Regions from separate parts of the Homo sapiens genome. Here region 1 is linked to region 2. A link is a contact called in ENCODE Hi-C or POLR2A ChIA-PET data. All regions are on one chromosome and are shown on one strand. Each heading gives the region's core, a stretch centred on a gene start or an enhancer-like site at or near the end of the contact. The rest is flanking DNA. Distances are from core to core; before and after follow the strand shown.

The links. Hi-C counts contacts between places; a loop is a spot of excess contacts on that map. ChIA-PET counts read pairs that join two places held with the same protein, here RNA polymerase II (POLR2A). Pooled maps may share reads with other maps.
Region 1: a loop to region 2 is called in a pooled map, with 5 times the contacts of the local background. The contact joins the enhancer-like site here to the promoter of SLC9A9 in region 2. A Hi-C loop is called at or near these places in 3 of 37 single-sample maps with no recorded cell type and 4 of 50 pooled maps. POLR2A ChIA-PET finds 5 or more read pairs at or near these places in 1 of 52 experiments (activated T-cell).

What each region holds. Positions count from the first base shown.
Region 1 is chr3:144,127,009-144,130,960 of GRCh38, reverse strand. No RefSeq gene overlaps it. Among named protein-coding and RNA genes, the nearest start is that of DIPK2A, 160 kb to the right of the region's middle. RefSeq lists enhancers at 2,205-2,304, 2,385-2,444. Within about 2 kb of position 2,525, at least 3 of the 41 ENCODE cell types and tissues checked have a DNase peak (open chromatin) inside an H3K27ac peak, as active enhancers do.
Region 2 is chr3:143,846,567-143,850,026 of GRCh38, reverse strand. It overlaps SLC9A9 (solute carrier family 9 member A9), which reads left to right and starts at 1,559. Exons shown (of 16, transcript NM_173653.4): 1 at 1,559-1,879. The coding sequence starts at 1,705.

The DNA of each region.
Region 1 (3,952 bases), core at 1,276-3,775, 280 kb before region 2:
GACAGCATTTTTAACAACAGATGGTTACAAAATAGTAATTGTAAGCTAAGCATAGTTACTGATCTCAGAACTGTCTGAACAGCGCTAGTTTAAGGCTGCCTTCATTAGAACAGCATTCAGTTGTTTGCAACTGTAAACAACTAAGAGTAGATTCACTGTATAAGAGTTTATTGTTTTGCACAGCAAGAAGCTGAGAAAAGGCAGTCCAGGGGAGGGATGGCACCTAAATGATGCCATTGGGGCCAATTCCACAATCTGAATTGGGCCAGCCTTTATCCTCACACTAGTTGCCTTAAAGTCACAAGATAGCTGCTGCACTGCCAGCAATCAGTCTCGTTCCATGTGGGAGAAAGAAGGAAGGGAGGTGTGAATACTAGCCATTTGCTCTACGTAACTGTGACATTTTATGACACAATTTAAAAGCATTGATTCTAGTCCTTAATTTTTGACTAAAAGAAAACTAAAACATTTTGAGGTCAAATGGCTTGCCCCACGTGGCTCAGCTAGTTACAGTTTGCTCAAGTCCTCTTAGTCCTTGGGCTGATGTCATTTCCATTAAGCTCACCACTTTCAGGCAGCTGGGTGGGCTTCCTTTGGAGTGTCAATAATGATAGCACTGGGACTCCTCCGTATTCCAAAGAAGAGCCTGGGAAAAGGTTGGGTCTCTGCCTCATAAGAACCTTTATAGCATGAATACCTAGCAAGTAGGGCATACTTCTCTATCATCCATAGTCTCAAGGCTCCTTGGCAATAAAAAGCCAGAGCATAAAGAAATCTTGGTGGAGAGAACAGTGGTCACAGTCATGATGACTGTGGCAGTGAAGGTGGGGGTGCTTTTTGGGGAAGACAGTGGGAGGTGAGGGGTTGGCGTGAAAGGAAGAGAATTCAATTCATTTAGAATGTGGAGGTTCTCGGTATCTATTTTTCTCAAATTTGCAGACCACATCAAAGCATAGAGACAAACGTAAAGGTCTGATTTGACATCCTATTACTACATAAATAGAAAAGAAAGCTCATAATTATCATGGAAATTATATAGATGGCCTACTGCTTGAACCACCACCAAAAAGATTAAGTAGTTCTGGTTTGACCAAGATGAGTACTAAATTCCTGTTATCAAAATAACTGGGTCATGCAGCTCAATAGGATAACCATCGACTAAGAGTGGCATCATGTAGTTAATCAGGATTCTACTTGGGAAAGCTGAAACACATCCTGCTATGTGTAATGGCAGATGGCCCCAGCATGCCTTCATGCTTGGTCAGATGTTATTAATCTATGACCAAAGGAGCAGGTGGCAAGCAGAGACCGCACGATTTCCTTCAAAAGTCACCAGATCTACAGAAAAGTGTGAATTGTCCCAACATTTTAGAATCTCCATAGTGATTATTTTTAATAGTTGTACTTTTTAAGCAAATGGAAATGAGGAACTCACATTTTATCTCCATTTTCCTAGTGTCTACGAACAACTCCATAGAATTTTTGAGTAATCACTCACTTAAACACTCACTGGACAAAAGTAATTTGAAAATAGAATATTAACTCCACATTTAAAGAAAAATTCATTAAACCTGAGTAGTTCATTTACCATGAAATGCATTTGATTAAATTTTATAGCAGGAATAAGAGTTTCCCCAGTATAAAGCATTCAACCAAATTTGTTACAGATTAAGATGCATTTGAAATATAAATTATTCTAAGCCAAAAACTATTTCCTTTCTGGTTCCCTTCTGTGTGGCCCTAGGACATTACCCTAGGACCAGATAGATCAATACCTCTGTGAGCCTCCTGGAGGAAGGGTCCTGACAAGCATCATTAGTCCACATTGGTATACTTCAGTAAAGCAATTAAAATACTAGCATAGGTAATTAAAACCTTAAATTTATTACCTACAGTTATTAAAATGCCATGGCCAGATGCTATTCAACATTACCCAAATAGCTTTCTTTTCACGTTATTATTTGTATTAGTGAAAGCCATTTAAAAAAATGAAATCCCATTTTAATATATCTTTGTATTTAGATTGCTGTTCTTGCCTAAGAAGAAGAAAAATAACTAATCCCTTTACAAATGAAAATTACTTTCTTGTGTTCTGAACTAATTTAATCTAAATTGTTAACTCTGTGGAGGGTGAGTTCAGAAGGGAGAAATCTCATCCCAAGGGCTAGAAGGAGAACAGGTTTATCTTACTTATGCATCTGGTACCCTAATTCATAAGGGCTTAAACTCTGGACTTACTACTCGTAGCTCACAGCCAGCAGCCAGCCCTTTTATGCAATAAATTCTGCAGTGGCAAAGCAATAAGTTAATAAGCTCAACCCAGGGGGAACGTCCAAGATAAATGGAGAGCTACAGCATAAACCTTTAGGAATTGGAAAGGAACAGCTGTTGAATTCTCATGGGAAAGCCTGTAGGTGATGTTTGGGAGATAGGAGGAAGGGGACACAGAAAGACAACACCCTCACTTCACCCAGCATAGAAAGCGAAAATGCAACCCTCCAAAGCAAACACCTCTGACTCACAAGTGTGAAGTCTGTTTCTTCCTATGCAAATGATCGCCAAAATCTGCTTGTGTTTTAGACTCACCTCTGCAAAAATAAACATGTAGCTGTTAAAGGTTTACATTTGGGGCAAAATACTGAATGCTCTTAGAAAAGCCTGCCTGAGATCTGTTTATTCATGTTTTGTGTCAACAGAAAGCCCCCTGCATCTCTTGGTTACTTCTACTCCACTCTACGTGTAAAGCAGCATTATGTTTGGGATTCAGAAACCAGGCCCTGACAGGCGTTTTAAATAGCATCAACACATCTTTTGTCTGTAGGGAATTAGTTTCTTGCCACTCTTCCTTTTTAGGCTTAGCCCATGACACAGACAATTAGAAAACCCCATTTAACCAGATGGTGCTAAAAAGATTTCATCGTAATGTGCTTTCTAATTTCAATTGGATTGAAGGGGGACACATGAAGGTCATTGTTAATATTTCCCCAAGACTAGACCTTGAATGAAGTGTCTTAGGCAAGTTTGTTCCTGCCTGAATGTTTCATTACCCTTGCAAAACTTCTGTCAAAGCAAAGCTGTTGGACAGGTTCATGTTTAAGAGCCTTAGGAAGCTCCATCTTAGCAGCAATTACAGCACCTACTAAAAATAATTTACAGAGACACACAGAAAGTGTGCATGAAGGTGAACAGTTTGAATGTTTCTGCCTCCTATAGGCAAGATAAACAGCTTATCATTGTGGTTGATTAATTCAACAAAACGACTGAACACTTGATTAACTCTGAAGCGGTTTGGATATGAAATAAGGATATGTGATGTGCTGTAGTCACTACGGCTTCTTTGCATTTTATTTAAAAAAGTTTACATGTCTAAATTCACTCATGAATTCAGTACAGTCAGGGCTACAGGACATTGTCTAGAAGCGTGCCTTCACTCTGGCCTGTCATGGCAAGTTTATATTAAAGGTGACTTCAGCAGAAAACAAGGAGCTTGAGCAGATCCCATCCAGATCCAATACACTCTGGAAAGCAGAGTATGTTCACCTGGTAACATAAGATCAGTGAGGTGGCGATATAATGTGACTTGGCTGCTGAAAAACTGTGATTGTTAAAGCATCTGCCACTTGCTAGTTCTGTTATCTTGGACAAGTTTTTAAGCTCTCTGTTACAGTTTTCTTATCTGTGAAATGTGGACAATATCTCATGAAATTGTTGCCAGGAGTGAATAAGCTAACAGACAAAATATGCAACGCAGTGTCTGGTTCATAGAGGGAGTTTTACAAACCTTACCTCCCTTTTCTAACAAGATAACTCTCCCTGCCTGTGGCAGGCTGAAGAATGAACCCTTCAAAATACATCCACATCCTAATCCCTGGAACCTGAAAAGGTTAATGTATTTGCTAAAAGTGTTCTTAAAAATATGATTAAGTTAGGGACTTCGAGATGAGATTATCCT
Region 2 (3,460 bases), core at 310-2,809:
CACATAAATACCCTCTGCTAAGTTAAACTCAGAGAGGAAATAAGCTTCCAAAGTTGCACAAAGCAAAGATGCTGAAACAGCAGAGCTTTGTATTAAGGGGTTGATAGACTTGCTCTCATGGTGAAACTGTTTGTTGAGGAGGTAGTTAGCTCCCAATAATATTACATGCTTGACCTTTAGCTTTTAGTGACAAAAATTGTTTCAGGACGCATTTGGGCTCAGCCTACTCAATAAGAAATCACATTGTATAAATTGAGCATTAATTGTGTCAAAATGGGGATCATAAGTGATTAATACTCCCAAATTACAATGATATGGTAAAATGAAAAAAAAAATCAGCTAACCCCAGGATATACCCAAATGTGTTATAGGATCAAGTGTTAAAAGCAAGCAGGTCATAATATTTGCTAAGAAAAAAGAAAGAAAAGGAAAAAAAAGCTGCAGAACCCATGGTATTATCTTGAACTATTTTAAAGTAGAAAAATATGAAATCAGACAGGAGCAACCTGCCACATGGAAGATGATCTGAAGAATCATCACTCTTATGATCAGAATCCTGTGAATACAGAGCTTTCATTTCTGGTGGCAGAACCATTTCTCAGTGAGCAACATTGTTTTGCCATAGGACAGAGGAGGTTGTGATCTATTGCAGATTTCTGTGGGTCCTGGATGCCGAGACCAGGAACCCTACAAAGAGAAATCCATGCATGTGGCGTTGCTGAGGATGGCTGCGTGAGTTTCTCTTTCGAAGTAATGTGTTTTGTTTTTTTTCTTTTTTGTCTCAACGTATCCAAACAGTACAGTTGTAGAGATGGGGATGGAATTTTATTTGTCTTTTGCTTTCATTGTTTTCTCTTGTTAAAAGAAAAACAATTGATTTAGAGTTTAAAGGCTGCTCTGCAACTATCAATTATATAAAGCCAAATAGAGTCATATACTAAATCCTTTCTTGCTTCTCAACTAAAAAAAAAAAAAAAAAATCCTGTGAAATCACTTTAGGTTTGCTTAACCAATGTACAGTCATGATTTGAGAGCATAAGAAACCCTATAAGAAACCCTATGCCTTAAGTGAATCCCATTGTGAGATACTTGAGCTATGAGGCGGAAGTTTCAGGCTAAGCAGTGTAATATCTTTTCAGGAGGCTAATATGCTGATCCATTTAGAGCACAGAGGCTGATTGATAACTGTGCTATCAATCCCCATCACTTTGGCAGGTCTTGGTTAGAGAGGAAAGATCTTGCATTTAGGTGAAGTTGAGTCAGGAATTGGCTTTTTGAACTTAGAAAACGTTGCTAGTGTAAGGCTACCTTTTTTATTATTAATCTACAGTTCATATTTATGCAGCTTAAGAAGACTTATTTGGAATAATAAGACCGTGATTCAAGATCTTAGCATCATTGCTTGCAGATTTGTCCAGTATGAAAGATATTTTCATGAGATGAATCACTTAAAGACATTAAGAGTCAGTGATGAAACCACACACTCTCGAGTTTGAAAAGAGACAGGGCTGCTTTAAGAGAGAAACAGGAAGTTGTAACTAGAAGCCATCTGAATACTAAGCCAGGGCAGAATGCTTGTGAAGTAGCAACTAAAGTGGCAGTGTTTCTTCTGAAATTCTCAGGCAGTCAGACTGTCTTAGGCAAATCTTGATAAAATAGCCTTTATCCAGGTTTTTATCTAAGGAATCCCAAGAAGACTGGGGAATGGAGAGACAGTCAAGGGTTATGTCAGAAAAGGATGAGTATCAGTTTCAACATCAGGGAGCGGTGGAGCTGCTTGTCTTCAATTTTTTGCTCATCCTTACCATTTTGACAATCTGGTTATTTAAAAATCATCGATTCCGCTTCTTGCATGAAACTGGAGGAGCAATGGTGTATGGTGAGTGCATAAATTGTGAGATTGATGTGAAACTTGTTGCTTGAGCGTAATTAGAGACTTGTGCTCAGATAGCAAAGTACCGAAACTGGAGAAAATGTGCTGATTGAAATGTCATTAGTTTGATGAAAGGTGCTGCAGCGTAACGAATGCTAATCTCTTTACAGACAAGCCGCCGAAATTTGCCATGTCACGAGAGCAAATGTCACAGTCATGTTCTCACACGGCACATAATGCAAGTCTGTTGACAGATGCGGGTCCATTGTCATGTGGGGAGTCGAGGGCGAGCTGTTTGTTTTTGTAATGATGTTGGGAAGTGATGGCTCTGCAGTCACAAAGAGCAGCCTTCTCTCACTGGCTGCACCGATGAACATTACGAAGTTCTAGAAAAAACATCACTTCAAAATGCCTGGAGTAATTCCTCTTATATCAACTAATTTCAAGAAGAAAACTTGCAGAAACTAACCCCACCCCTCTTAAGAGAATATTGTGTCCAAGTCCTTTTTATTTATACGAACAGTGTCTTATTTTCTTATAATAAAAAGTTATAAATAAACGAGAGTTTCTTTATGCAGTACTTTTTACTTCTTAGCCTGATTTCAGATGTTCTAATTTATAATGATCATTGCTAGTGTTATTTGTTATGTATCTCCTATTTATGTATTGGAGGCCAAGGTGTGGAAAAATATTTAACACCTGCAGTATTGCTCTTTCTGGGCAACTTACCGTATCATTCCTTTCAGAAAGTTTAATAAAGTCTGACAGAGATTATCTGTCTGTACTCTCATCTTTTAAAGTAAAATGAAAGACACCAGTTTTTACTGGTGTTACTGATGAAATAGTTTACTTCACTGCTCTTATCTCAGCCTGATAATGGATAGGAAGTTTGAACACAATGGCAACAGGCAAGGCATTGCTATAATTTATAGCAAATAACATACTTTTATATTTGGGGTTTCCTCATTTTGGAAATCCTGAAACCCTTTCCTAAGCCTGAGATTCAGGGTACAGATCAATGCACATTGTATATGCTAATCCTGTGGTGTCCTGATATTAACAGTGTATAGTTGTGATTTCAGAACCTAAGGAATCCTAAGCCTTAAGTGGATCCCACTGTGAGATACTTGAGCTATAAGGCGGAAGTTTCAGGCTCAGGAGGCTGATATGCTGATCCATTCAGAGCACAGAGTTAAATTCCTTGGTACTGAGGGTCTTTTAAAAATTTTTTGCTTGGGAGTGGGGAGGGACAGCATTAGGAGATATACCTGATGTTAAATGACGAGTTAATGGGTGCAGCACACCAACATGGCACATGTATACATATGTAACTAACCTGCACGTTGTGCACATGTACCCTAAAACTTAAAGTATAATTAAAAAAAGAAAAAAAACATAACCCAAATGCAAAAAAAAAAAAAACCTTTTTTTGCTGTATTGTTTTATTTATTTTTTAAAATTTAGTGGAGACAGGGTCTCACTATGTTGCCCAGGCTGGTCTCCAACTCCTGGCCTAAAGAGATCCACTGACCTTGGCCTCCCAAAATGCTGGCATTACGGGCATGAGCCACCATTCCCAGCCAGTAT